2 separate regions of the Homo sapiens genome follow, and region 2 is linked to region 1. A link is a contact called in ENCODE Hi-C or POLR2A ChIA-PET data. All regions are on one chromosome and are shown on one strand. Each heading gives the region's core, a stretch centred on a gene start or an enhancer-like site at or near the end of the contact. The rest is flanking DNA. Distances are from core to core; before and after follow the strand shown. Region 1 holds the start of IKBKE-AS1 (IKBKE antisense RNA 1). Region 2 overlaps IL19 (interleukin 19).

Evidence for each region. A loop is a pair of places that touch in the nucleus more often than their neighbours do. ChIA-PET counts read pairs that join two places held with the same protein, here RNA polymerase II (POLR2A). Pooled maps may share reads with other maps.
Region 2: a loop to region 1 is called in a map of K562, with 2.8 times the contacts of the local background. The contact joins the enhancer-like site here to the promoter of IKBKE-AS1 in region 1. A Hi-C loop is called at or near these places in 3 of 168 maps with a recorded cell type or tissue (K562, MCF 10A and mammary epithelial cell), 2 of 37 single-sample maps with no recorded cell type and 11 of 50 pooled maps. POLR2A ChIA-PET finds 5 or more read pairs at or near these places in 1 of 52 experiments (activated CD4-positive, alpha-beta T cell).

The regions. Positions count from the first base shown.
Region 1 is chr1:206,496,389-206,503,495 of GRCh38, reverse strand. It overlaps IKBKE-AS1 (IKBKE antisense RNA 1), which reads left to right and starts at 5,768. Exons shown (of 2, transcript NR_172918.1): 1 at 5,768-5,902. IKBKE (inhibitor of nuclear factor kappa B kinase subunit epsilon) reads right to left here. Exons shown (of 22, transcript NM_014002.4): 22 at 6,607-7,107. LOC124904493 (a long non-coding RNA gene) reads left to right here. Exons shown (of 2, transcript XR_007066830.1): 2 at 1-77. RefSeq lists an enhancer at 5,674-5,823.
Region 2 is chr1:206,800,279-206,807,385 of GRCh38, reverse strand. The region is part of intron 2 of IL19 (interleukin 19); the gene reads right to left. Among named protein-coding and RNA genes, the nearest start is that of IL10, 31 kb to the right of the region's middle. RefSeq lists an enhancer at 4,159-4,208. Within about 2 kb of position 4,050, at least 6 of the 41 ENCODE cell types and tissues checked have a DNase peak (open chromatin) inside an H3K27ac peak, as active enhancers do.

The DNA.
Region 1 (7,107 bases), core at 4,519-7,018:
ACAGTGAAATGGATATGTTCATGAAGCTTGCATTTAGTGAAAGAGCCAGACAATAAACAGACACAAGAGTAATATGATATCAGGTTGTAAGCACTTTGATGAAAAATCAAGCACATTAAGGGGATGAAGGTGATAGAGGCTACTCTATTAGATTGAGTAGTCAGGAAAGACCTTTCTGAGGAGCAGACATTTAAGCAGATCTGAATGAAGCAAGCCCTTTGTCAATCTGGACAAGAGTGTCCCAGACTAAGAGAACAACAGGCACAACAGCCCCAAAAACTTTTCAAGCTTTATGAACCTGAGTTTGTTCAAAATGCCTATTCTGGGACCTGACCCTCTGATTCAGTATGTCTGGATTTTGGCCGGGATTTTGCAAGAGACTTTGATTCAGATGGCTCACAGACTACACTTTAAAAATGGGGTTACAGCAGTAAATAGTTAAAATGGTGTGACCCCCTCCACAGACATTTGGAAAAAAATGCCCTTATCTTGGTTAGCTATGAAACACAGGTCTCCAGTGCTGCTTCCTTTCCTTCTTGGGCAGCATGTTGCATGCAGAGCTCAGCTTTCCAAAGAAGTGAGTGCTGCTTGCAATGTGTGATGGGGGTCAGTAATATTTTACATTACTAGACTGAGAGCAGGGACCATGACAAAATGTTGTTGGAGGATCAAAATGTGTTTGTGAGAGAAATCCCTTGTAAAGTGCCATAAGTTACATGTATCTGCTCAAGAAACATACATTGAGCATCTATTATGCGGCAGGCACTTTTGGCTTGAATGATTTCATCTTCATGGCAACTCTGTGAAATGGCTGGCATTCCTGTTTTACAGGTGAGAAAATCAAGGCTCAGAGAAGTCATGTGACTGGCCCAAACAGGTATCACAGTCTGGACTCATATCCACTCAGATCCATGAATTTGCCTTTGTCCTGCCCAGCTGGTGTGGTAGAAAGGGCAGGGCTCAGAATCTCTGATCTCACTTTGTAGGTGCAGCTTGAAGGATCAGCAAAATCTTTCCCCAGTTTCCTCTCCCTGTGGAAACCCTGCTCCACTCCCAAGGTCTAGTCCAAACGCCAGGTCCTCCAGAGCCTTCACAGTCACCCAGACCTCACTCATGGCTCCTTCCCTGGGATCTCACAAGAAGCCCATTGTGCCTTTGAAGTTCAGATTATCCTAACATGAGTTGCAGCTCAGTTTGTACATGTTTGCCTCCCTTGCTTGGGTCTTAGTGGTCTTTCTGATCCCACTGTGCAGGGCTAACTGGAGATGCCCATTAACCTGTACCTATTCCAGGATTTTTTTTCTTAACGTCTCTTCAAGCCACGCCTCCTGCACCCAGAGATGGAGAGATGGAGGAATCGTTTGGTTTGGGGAGCATGGAGGGTCCCCGAGGACCTGCTGGGGCTGGGTAGAAGTTGGAGTAGTATTGGGAGCTCCATTTAAGACTCATGTACCTCCTCCAAGATTCTGGTCACTGGGTGAATTTCCTGCCTCCAGATGTTTGTAGCTGGCCAGGGTTGAGGGCTGGTGGGGCACCATCTCGACTCTTGGTGGAATGGGCTTTCTGTATGTCACCAAACTCCAGTGCTCCCAAGGGGATCTCCTAGGTCCTTGACAGTACTTGGGGACAAGAAGGGCAGATCAAGGGGGGACAAAAGCAGGGAGGGATCTGAGGGCTCCTGGAAAGGTGTCATCACGTAGAGTGGGGGCAGGTGGGGCTTGTTTTCCACCAGTTTTAGTGGCACCTCCTCCATCCATCTCAATTATGAAATTTTTCCATCCTGAGCTGCTCTGCCAGGCTTATGATAAGACTGGCGTGTGTGTGTGTGTGTGTGTGTGTGTGTGTGTGTGTGTGTGTTTTCTTTCCGCGTTGGAAAAACTCAGATATTCCAAGCAGATTTGTCAGCAATTTTTTTCCCTCAGCCAGAGGGGAGGCTCCAAGCCACAGCCACTTGCATTCCAGCACTAAGCCAGCCCTGGGCCCACTGCAGTGGCAGGAAGCCATGGACTGGGTTACAACAGACCAGCGAGAGCAGGGTGGCCTGGGTGACCTCACAGGCTCTCCCTGCCCCACCCCAGCCCCCACCTGTCTCCTCCTCTGTGCTCTGTGTCTCCCTGTCTTGCCTCTCCTTTCTGCTTCCTCTCCCTGTGCCCTGCTCATCCACTATCTCCCTCTCCATCCCTCTTCATCTCCCCCTCCCTCTCTCCTTTCTCACTCCCACCTCTTATCTCACCCCTCCTCCTCTGTCTCCGCTGAAGAATGAAGGGAAGGGAGCCACACTGCTCCAGCCGCAGTCATTCTGAGCTTCCAAGGAACAGAAACTGAAGCTACTTCAGGTCAGCCTGGCTATTCCTTAACACTTCCCATTGGGGTTGCCTGATTAAGGATCCTTTGTGAGATCGGGGAAAAGAAGCCAGAATTCCACCCTTGAAAAAATCATCCAAGCATGGCTGGGCGCGGTGACTCACGCCTATAATCCCAGCGCTTTGGGAGGCCGAGGCAGAGAGATCACCTGAGGTCAGAAGTTTGAGACCAGCCTGGCCAAACATGGTGAAAACCCCATCTCTACTAAAAATACAAAAATTAGCCAGGCATAGTAGTGGGCACCTGTAGACCCAGCTACTCGGGAGGCTGAGGCAGGAGAATGGCTTGAACCTGGGAGGTGGTTGCAGTCAGCCGAGATCACGCCACGGAACTCCAGCCTGGGGGACAGAGTGACACTCTGTCTCAAATAAATAAATAATAAATAAATAAATAAATAAATAAATAAATAAATAAAAATATAGGCCGGGCACGGTGGCTTATGCCTGTAATCCCAGCACTTTCGGAGGCTGAGGTGGGCGGATCAGGAGATCGGGAGATCGAGACCATGCTGGCCAACGTGGTGAAACCCTGTCTCTACTAAAAATACAAAAATTAGCTGGGCGTGGTGGTGCATGCCTGTAGTACCAGCTACTTGGGAGGCTGAGGCAGGAGAATGACTTGAACCAGGGAGTCAGAGGTTGCAGTGAGCCAAGATCGCACCACTGCACTCCAGCTGGGCAACAGAGCGAGACTCTGTCTTAAAAAAAAATAAATATATAAACATAAATAAAAATCTTTGAAGCAGTTTGGAAGTGAACCCAAAATGACCAGTTGCAGCAATCCTGTGAGGATACTGAAGCAAGGTGGCTCCATGAAAGCAAACGGTGGTTCCAGTAGGAGGGTGGCCTGGCCATGGTTGAGATCCATCCTGTCCTTAGACTGGCTGCCCTGGCCTCAGCTCTCAGGGTGGGTGTGGAGTGGGGTGCCTGGTCCAGTGTACCACGCACTGCCAATTGGCCTCTGTTGGGCCATTCACATGCCCTCTGCAGGATCTTTGTAAACTCTGCCTCAGTGTTCTCAAACCTGAGCTGGTGTGAGAATCACCAGGGAAGCTCATCAATAATACAGATTCCTGAGCCACACCCTTACGGATTGGATTCAGGAGCTGAGTGGGATCCCAGAATATGTGTTTTGAAACCAGGACACCAGTCTCAAGAGAGGAAACTGTGTGGATTCTGGGAGAGAAAGAGAGATATAGCCCTGTAGCGCCCTGCCCTCCAGAACTGACTGTACTTCTTGCCTGGGTTCCTGGGACAGGCCCCCTCATCCTTCCAGTTAGGCCCCCTTTTAGCTTGGATCAGCCTGTTTTAAGAGGCTGCTAGCCATGAATCTGAATGCCACATGGAATCTTCCCAGATATCTGTGACTGATCTGAGCCCCCGACTCAGCCCATACGAGACAAGAACTTGTTTCCTCTACCTACCCTGTGCAGGGGCTCATAGCTGAATGAGGTGGGGAGGGGATGGGGAAGGTGAGCGGAGTATGCAGAGAACTATTGTGTTAATAATACTGTGTTTGGGGCCAGTGCGGTGGCTCATGCCTGTAATCCCAGCCCTTTGGGAGGCCGAGGTGGGTGGATCACCTGAGCTCAGGAGTTCAAGACCAGCCTGACCAACATGGAGAAACCCCGCCTCTACTAAAAATACAAAATCAGCCGGGCGTGGTGGCACACGCCTGTAATCCCAGATACTCAGGAGGCTGAGGCAGGAGAATCGCTTGAATCCGGGAGGCAGAGGTTGCGGTGAGCCGAGATAGTGCCATTGCACTCCAGCCTGGGCAACAAGAGCAAAACTGCGTCTCACATAATAACAATAATAATAATAATATTGAGTTTTAGGCACTTTATGCACATAGCTAATCTATTCCTACCCACAACTTTCCACTCACCACACGGGCACCGAGGAGTAGTATCTTTAAAATACCAGTTGGACTTGACCTAAAACCTCTCTGTGGTCCTCTGGGGTAAAGTCCAAGTTCCTCAGTGTGGCCTGCAAGGACCTTTTGGACTGGCTCCTCCCTTTCCACAATACCAGCATCCTACTTTAACCTACTCTCCAGTCATATAGAAATACTAGTAGCTCTTCCCATGCCTGTGCCACTGCTGCTCCCACGGCCAGGAATGCCTCCCACACCTTCTTTGCTAGGTATCACCTGCTCACCTGCTAAGACCACTTTGGATTCACCTGTTCTCAGTCACTCCCTGACACTTAGGAAGTTTCCCAGCCTGACCTAAGCACCCTCCCCTGTGAGGATGGTGACTCAGGACCACACTGGATGTTTGCATTCCTAGCATAGCACCTCCTCCATGATGGGAAGCTATCTGTGGCATACCTGTCTTCCCCCATAGAGGTGAGCTCCCCATGAGCCAGAAAGGTGGCTTAGTCACCTCTGTAGTTCCAGCATCCCGTGGGCCTGGTACACTGTAAGGGCTCAGATCATGTCTGGTGAACTGAATGGGCTCTTTTCATTTTAAGTGTTATGTTAGGAATCACTGCAGAGAATGGAGAGGTACATTAAAGAGGTCTTCAGACACCTGAGGATCTTATGGGTTGTTCTGGGTCTTGGTCCAGTTCCTCATTTCCTACTGAGATGGAATCAGCAGCTCTGCAGAACCTCAGATCCAGGGAGGCACTGATGTCAGCAGCTCTGCCTTGCATAGAAATGAACTGAAGCCACTGGGCGTGGTGGCTCACGCCTGTAATCCTAACACTTTGGGAGGCCAAGAAAGGAGGGTTGCTTGAGCTCAGGAGTTCAAGACCAGCTTGTGCAACATAGTGAGACCTCATCTCTACAAAAAATATAAAATTAGCTGGGTGTGGTGGTGCACGCCTGTAGTCCCAGCTACTTGGAAGGCTGAGGCAGGAGGATTGCTTGGTCCTACAGTGAGTAGTAGTGGTGATCGCTTGATCACTACAGTGAGTCGAGGCTGTAGTGAGCCAAGATTATACCATTCCACTGCAACCTGGGCAACAGAGCAAAACCCTGCCAAAAAAAAAAAAAGAAGGAAAATTAAAAAAAAAAAACAACTGAACTGAAGCCTTTGAGTGAGTTTGTCCGCCACATCTCATAGGCTTTGCTCATGAGATCATACAGCCTGGATCATATCATCTCCCAAAAATCTGTATTTGGCATTCAGGGATCCCCTGGCTCCTTCACTGAGCTCCACCAAGCACATGGGGTTTTGCAAGCTGTTGCTGCCAGGGAAAACCCATTGTGGGACTTCCCTGAAGGGCCACTCATGGGCTGGAAGTGTTGGCCAGAAATTCAGGCCAGCAGAGTGGACGAGAGGTGGTCTAGTACCCAGGAACATCAAGGCGGCAGCTGGTCTCTGAGGCCCCAGGACTTGAACCCCTGGGCTTAAGTGACTCCACGGGCTTGAGGCCCAAATAACAAACACAAAGCCACTTGGACCTGATGCAAGGAAACAACCTCCAGCCACCTTCCCCCAGGCCTTTAGAGTGCTGGTCTTTGCACAGAGAAGCACCACAGAGGACAGAAGCCTCCAGGACTCACCCTTCCCCATTTCTGGCCCTACCAGGTGAGTAGAGTGGCCTCAGGATGTGGGGGCTCCCATGAAGATGGACAGGAAGGATCTCTGGGGTTATTTCCAGTCAAGCATAATGCTGTCTTCACGCTTCGAAGCACACAGTGGGGCTTCCCACTCGTCTCTCTCTCCTACTGGGGCTACCTTACTGCATTTCCCCTTCCCCTTCCTTCACCCACCCAGGTAGGTGGGTAGTCCAGCTCTGGTTTATGGGAAGGCTGGAGGTAAATTTGCAAGCAGTTTGCAAAAGTCAGAATGCCTTGCCCAGGCACCACTCTAGATTCTAGACAAAATGAAGGAATGCTTAAAATAACCCATAATACTATTCAAACCCACTATTTAGGACATAGCCTAGGTTTTGAATAGCTGTGGAGATGGGAAAAAAGCAGTAGCCACTTAGATGGTGGGTTTGAAGGAAAAAAAAAAAGAAGAATACCTTTCTCCCTAAGTTCCAGGCCCCTCACACAGCTTTCCAAATGATGCGGGGGCAAGAGAATGGAAGGAATGGGAAGGCACCCCTTGGGTTCTTCCTTGAAATTAGGGCCCATTTAGGGGAAAGGCAGAAATCAGGACATGACCAATTCCCACCCCCATTTCCCAGCACTTCTCACAGATCCCCGCCCAGACCCCACTTGGTTGCCAAGCACACCCAGCTGAGAGCCCTGCCTTGCAGACACAGCCCAGGGAGAGCCACCAGAAACAGAAGCAAAGGCCACATTTATTCCACTTCTTGAAGGTGCAGGCCTTGGACCTGCCCAGACTCACAGTCCTGGCTGCATGTCCCAGGACCAGCTGGAGCCTCAGAGAGTGAGGGAGAGCCAAAGGGGCCCCAAGACACTGGCACTGGCCTTGGCCACCCATTTTCTCAACTTTAGGCTCAGTCAGACCAAGCATAGAAAGAACAGGAGGCTCTCTATGTTGCCTGAGGCTGGCAGTGGTGACCCTCAGAAATCACAAGGGAGCGGAGAGAGCTGTGTTCAACATGAAACGCTTGAAGAGGAAGGAAGACTGTGATGAGGTCGTTTGACCTACTGCCCTGGGGAAACCCCAGGAGGCCTCCTCTCCTGTTGGCTAGGGAGTGAAGTCCTATAAACCAGAGGGAGTGGGAAGGCGTATGAGAGCTTCTTCTCCCCACGGCCCAGCCATGGGCATGGAGGAGCAGTACCTGAGCCTAGAGAAGATAGAAAGGTCAGCCAGGC
Region 2 (7,107 bases), core at 2,801-5,300, 310 kb before region 1:
ATAGTGTGGCTGGGCTGGGAATAACTGCAGAGGTGGAATCAGGCAAGGTCTTGAAGGTCATAGTAAGGAACTTGAGTTGACTCTACATGCCATAGGATATGGTTTGGCTGTATCTCCACCCAAATCTCATCTTGAATTGTAGTTCCCATAATTCCCACATGTCATGGGAGGGACCTGGTGGGAGGTAATTCAATTATGGGAGCAGTTACCCCCATGCTGCTGTTCTCGTAATAGTGGGTGAGTTCTCATGAGATCTGCTGGTTTTGTAAGGGGCTTTTCCCTCTTTGCTCAGCACTTCTTCCTGCCACCATATGAAGAAGGACATGTTTGCTTCCACTTATGCCATGATTGTAAGTTTCCTGAGGCCTCCCCAGCCCTGCAGGACTGTGAGTCCATTAAACCTCTTTCCTTTATAAATTACCCAGTCTTGGGTATGTTTTTATAGCAGTGGGAGAACGAACTAATACCCATAAGAAGCTTTAAAATTATTTTAAGCAAGGAAGTGACATGATCTGGTTTACTAGACCATTGGATGACATGTACAAAATGGCTTAGAAGGGTTGAGAGTGGAAGAGACAGGCAACTTAATAGGCTGTGACAGTGGTCCGGATAAAATATGATATTGACTTGGACTAACACGATACCAGATTGATAGTGGAAAGGGGACCAAATCGTAATATATTTCAGAGGTAGAATGATAGGACTGGGTGATAATTTGTACCAACTCTAATTTATCCTTATTGTGATACATTTTTTACTGGCTTGCTCAGGGAGAGTTCCGGGAATTGTATTTTCCGAGTGCATACGTTATGAGTGACAATTTACCTAGGCATAGAATTCTCAGGTCACACAACTTCTTTCCTTCACAGATTAAAATACTTTGTTTCATTGTCTTCTCACATTTAGAGTTATGGAAAATAAATCTGAAAAATGCTTGACTTGTTTTCTCCCTGCCTATTTATTTATTGAGTTTTTGTAGTATTTTAGATGTAAAAGTTCTACCTGAATATATTTCAGAGTAGTAGCTCTTTTCTATCTGCCAATGTGATGTTATTTAGCCTACCTAGCATTCATCCCCCTTTCTTCTGAAAGTAGCAACCCCATTTTCCTCTGGGAAATGATATTTCCCTTATTTGCAGTCCATATGACTCTAGGTAAAGCTGACCCATCCTCTCATCCCAGGAGTGGGTGTGTGCTGCCGGTGAAATTAAGGCAACAACGCTTCTCAATTGCATAGATTGATTCAAGGGTGAGTACATGACCCAAGCCAAGCCAATCAAAATCAACGAGGATTAACCCAAGGTTAATGGTACATGTATTAGAACTCTCTTTTCCACTGGGATTGGTAAACTGGGAGAATGTGAGTCTGGAGATACTGAATGTCACCCTACAGGAACAACCCTCCCAAGAATGATGGCAACCCAGAAAAAAGCAAGAGCAGCAGGGATGGATTCCTAGTGAACCCTTGGACTTCATTAAGTGAGCCAGCAAAATTCCTTTTTTGTTTAAGCTGGTTTGAACTGAGCCTGACACGATCCAGACTCCTGATGAATACAGTAAGCGCATTCAGTTTTTAAAATAAGATTTTACTTAAAGCCATTATATTTTCTACATATGGCTTCTGCTCCAAAAGAATCTGTTCATTATCTTTAGGAACTCCTGTTATGTGTAGGTTAGCTCTTTGATATCTGTATTTCACGTTTACTCTATTCTTTCATTTTCATTTCTTTATCTTTTGCTTTTGTGTTCTAGGAAATTTATCTTCAGTTTGCCTTTTACTCATTAATTCAGTTTTCTGCAGTGTCCATTTGTAAGCTATGGCTTCCATTTTGGAGTTTAATTCAATAACTGTGTTTTCCAGCCTGATAAAATATTTCTTCCATTTGGATTGTTTCCTTTTTATAATGGCTTGCTCTAGTCACACAGATGTAAATTGTTTTAGCATCTAGCATATGGCATTCTTTGATAAACAGAAAAAAGTGAATGAGGTTATTATTCATTTTTCAGCTCAATGATTTTCCTGAATCTATCACTTAACTCCCCTTAGCCTGCTTTGTCTTTATAGCCTCTACCACCTGGTATATATCTGTATCAAGACCTAGAGCAATGGCTGCACAAGTTGGCACTAAAATCTATTTATTGGACATGTAAACGGATCAGTACAGATGTGTTTTCACTCTTAATTTGCTCAAAGTCCCATTGAGAAGGTAAAACTAGCACAAAAAGGTAAATAACCATCCCAGGCAGCTAACTGAGAGCTATCAGAAACACATACATGACTAATAGCTAAATAAATTGTGCCGATACAGGTGTGTACTCTAGAAGCAGAGCCAGGTATGCAGACAGCAGGTAGCAGGTGATCATTTAGTGCTTGAATGATCAGAACAGTGTCCACAGAGGATCCAAGGATTGAAAGGAACTTCAAAGAAGGGTATGATTTAGAAAGGAAGGAGTCTGGTGGATTCTTCTAAAGAGCATTTCTCTGGGATTCAGATAATTTCACCCATGCAGTTAGCACCCATTCTATCCTTGAAAGATACAGCTGCTCTTCCTATAAGGTAAGAGAATTTCAGGTTTGAACAGAGAATTTTAGATTGAAAAATTCAAGCCCATTTTCTATTCTTCCACCCGCAAACAAAGGTGCGGAAAGCAGTTGAGGAAACAGGCTGAGGTGAGTTTCCTTGAAGCCTTGCTCTCTTGCATCTCTGTTTGATCCCTGGGTCATTCCCTCAGGCATCTCTGGTCAGAAACACTTTTAAACCCCAAATCTCATTCTCACTGGGTTTGCATTGTACCTGGAAAGATGCTGACACCAATAAAAGCTTGTTGCTTAAAGACACAGCCTATGACTCACACAATGCACACTTTATACACCCTAATTCCTTCCATCTGTAGTAACTTTCAGCTTCTCATTACCTAAATTATTTCAGTGCACTCAACCTGGGGGTTATTGTCATATAGGGAATCAAATGAGGTGCCAGAAACAGATAAAAATCAAGAAAACAACAATTTGAAAAGGTTATCATTGGCATCAGGGAATGTCTGTGTTGGAAAGGATCTCCAGGTTCATTAGCCCCCACTCCCAGCACAGGAACCCTCTTTGTCATGACTCGGACAGATGTTATCCAATTCTGCTTCATGACTTTCAAGACCTGGGTGCCACATTCTGCAGTTGTCATCTGCAAACTTGATAGGCAGGTGAATGTGGCAAGCAACCCATATTTAAATATACCTGAAGCCCTCCTGGAATTTACACAGCTACATCTTTCCCTGTACTGCCCTGCAAGAAGCGTGAGAGAAGAAGCTCTTCTGAGCCTCCTGCCTGTTACAGAGAGCAAGAAAGGGAAGGGAAGAGACAGGGCGAAGAGAGAAAGGATTACTTGATATTGTAGTGTTCAAGCTGGAATAATTTTCCCTCCCACCTTGCTGGAGTGCTTTCCAAGTGCTATTTCCTAGAGCAATGCCAGATTAGTTGTTCCAGAATTCCCAGGGGGCTTTGCACAGAGTCCCAGACCCTGTCCCTGAGAGTTGAATTTTGTACATCTGGGATGAAGCCTGGGCATCTCTATTTGTTAAAGCTTAGGATTATTTTGAAGTGCAGTCAGTTTGAAAGTCACTTTATTAGAGGGCTCTGGACTAGGTCACCCCATTCCTGGTGGTTGAAAAACCTCATTGCAAGCAGATCACTCCTATGTCCTCCAGCAGTTTTCTGTAAGCATGTTTTTGTGTTGCTGAAGGCAGCCCCATCAGCCCCCAGGGGAATAATCCTTTCCTGTTCTCTCCAGCCATGCTCTGTAGGATCACCTGAGGCCTGTGTCTGGGCCTCTTTATCGCAGCACAGTACAAGCATCCAGCTTGTACTCTTTGTTGTGGGCTGGCCAAGATGCTGACAGGAACAAAAATGACTTGTTTTTGAGAGTAAAGATACAAGCTTTGACTCAGATGACGCACACATGTTCATGGAGGGAGACTCTCACATCCGACCTACCTTCTTCCGTCCACAGAGAGTCACGTTGCTACTCTAACCACATCACTAATTCCGAAAGATGGGGACTCCTACACAGGGCCTCCAGGTCAATGCCTCTGATTAGGGCAGGGAACTGGAAGGCATCCAACCCCGACTTCCTGGCACCCCAAGTTCTCTCAGCAGCAACAGCGAAAGCCCATGGATGTAACTGCATTACAGAAGCCAAGGCCCTCAATGTGTAGACTCTCTGGGGTGCTATTTTAAAAGGCAGACTCTCAAGCCCCACAAAAAGATGTTTTGAAGATTGGAGTGAGGCCAGAAAATCCACCTTTTGAGCAAGCAGGACTAGGGAATTCTGAGTAAGACTAGTATTTGAACTTTACCCATTTGGGACTGAACCTCAAAGGAAAAAAGGGATCTGGAAAAGGAAATGACGTCCCCCTCGCCCTTCCAGGGCCACAGCTGCTTCTGTTCTTGAGATATTGGCCAGGCCCCTTATTTCTTTGACATTCCCCTTGCTTTCCTGTCCCCTCGTCTTCCTTAACAGTCCTTCTTATCTGCCAGAAGATTGGTCTTTCTTTAAGGCTAGCAGTTAGCCTTGATTGGGGATCCAGTTCTATACATGTGGGCATAGAGGACAGAGCAAGAAGACAGGACAAGTGAGCAGAACTATACAGGGAAGGGAGGGACAGTGTTGGAAGAGAAGCCCAGGCTTGGAACTTGCCCATGGCAAAAAAAAAAGAAAAAAAAAATTGAAAATTTGTACCCTCATTATGTCACCAGGAATTGAAATTAAGTATGACTCACGATTTACCCATGAAGCTCTTTCCCAATTAGTCTGGGTTGTGTCACCAAAAGACCTGAATTTAAGTCATGACTCCATCACTTATTGGCTTCGTGATCTTGGGAAAATTATTGAACTCTCTGACATTTAGTTTCCTTATCTGTAAAATAGGGGTAATCGCTTGATAAAGGTGCTGTTCGTTTTGATGAGGTAATATATAAAAATGCTTAGCCCAGGTTTTGGTACATGGAAGGCAGAAAAAAAAACCACCCAGATATTATGAATAATATAATTCTGTCATGTACACCTTTCCTCTCACAACCTACTGACTTACTGTAGGCACCAGGCAACCTGAATTACTAGGTGTTCTCTAGGGCCCCAATAAGCCATGTGTTTTAAAGTCTAATGGAATGGTCTAATCCCATCTCCATCACCAACTCATAAGCTGTGTGACCTTCCTTCCTGGGCCTCTGTTCCCTTCTCTATGGATCAGTGCCAATACATCAAGTTTCTGCAAAGGCCTGGTGCATTCACTGATGCACACAAGGAGCCCAGGACCATGCTGGGAGCCCCCTGTGCTGCAGCCTCCCCTTCCCCTCCTTTCCTGCAAGCTCCCATGTTTGTCCATGCCTTTCTATGGAGGTGCCTTCGTTCAAACTGTTTCTTCCACCCAAATGTCCCTTCCCTTTTTCTGCTCACTGGAGTTCTTCCCAAAGCTGCCTTCATCCTACCTCAATCCCAACAGTCAAGATACCCAGGTAATCACCCTTCATTGACAAACAGAGTATGTATTGTGAGTCTGTGATGTGTCAGGCACTGTTGCTCATGACCAGGGATATAGAGATGATTAAGGTCTAGTCCCCAAGAAATTCAGTCTACTTAAGAACATAAGAACAATATGAACATAAGAACAGATAACTGTCCTCCAAGGAAGTGGGGGTAATAATAGAAGTGACTCAAAAGTGCTGGGACAGCACAGAAGAGGGAGCTCTTGGGTCTGACTCAGGTGGGATGGAGAAGCCTTTATAGAGACACAGAACTTTGACCGGAAGGATAAGTGATGCTTGACAGGGAGAGAAGAGGGAGTAGTTTGTCTAAGACTGACCCAGAGCCATAGAGGTCTGAGATAGGCAGTTGGGCCAACAGTGCTGGAGGCTGACCAGGAATGGGGAGGGCACAGAGACAGAGCTGGAAAGAGACAAGGACCAGGTGCCAATGGCCTTGAGTCTGGCCAGGGAAAGGTCCAGGAAGTTGCCTCCATTCCACCCCCCGCCTCCAGGCACATGAGGACAGTGGAGAGCAGATCTGTCATCTCCAAGGAACATTCCAGAGCAGGAGCAGTCCATGGAAATCCCTCATCTCTAGTCCCACTCATATCATTGGCTAGAAGGCCATGGGCTACAGGCTTGTAATTCAAAGGACACAGGGGTCTGGAGGCAGACATCTGTGGTTTTTTTTTTTTTTTAAACTACGAATGGACAACTTTCTTTGATTTCTTAAATTCAATTGCAAAATTTAGAAAATCCCACTCTACTAGGGAGAGAGTGAAAGTTAGAAGATCCAGTGCTTTCTGAGGAAGGTTGCAATTTGGGAGTGACAAATTTCACCAGAATCTCAGCATGCAGCCATCTCGCTCCATAAGCCAGAGGTCAACGACCACAGGCAGGAGTAATGTCTCATCCTAAGGCCTTCTGGAATATGTTTCTGGCCAGAGGTGGTTGGTCTCCAGGCTGTGCCTGGTCCTCATGCCCAGCCAACATCATTGCCTTCCAGACCCCAAGGCAATTGGCAGTGGCTACTTACCCACTGCCTCCCGGACTTAACACACACGGCCAGGAGGGGCCAGGGCCAATCTCCCCATTCTTTTCCCCATATTTTTTGTGTTCCAGATATACTAAATGTCTCACCTTCCTCCAGACACAGCAGCTCTTTCACAATGCCTAAAATCTTTTTCCAGATAAATGACTTCATCTGGAAGGGCTTGATCACCATCATTCCTGTCTCCTTTCCCCATCCCGGTTTCCTAAACACATGCACACTCACATACTCAACTCCCACTCTCCCTGGCAAACTCCTATTCACCCTTCAAGTTCAGTCATGTGTCACTGTTCTTAGCAAAACCTCCCTTGACCACACCCTCCTCCTCCAGGTGGTAAATCACTCTCTCTTTGGGGTCTTACGGCACTTCCTCCCCAACCCTTAACTAATAATACTGTCATGTTGCACAGCAACATATCGGAGCATTCATCTGTGACCTTCCCCCCTACCCCACCACCACTGCCCTGCCCCAGGGAGACAACTCCTCCAGGGCAATGCTGGAGACTTACACATTTCTATCCTTGGCACCCAGCTGAAA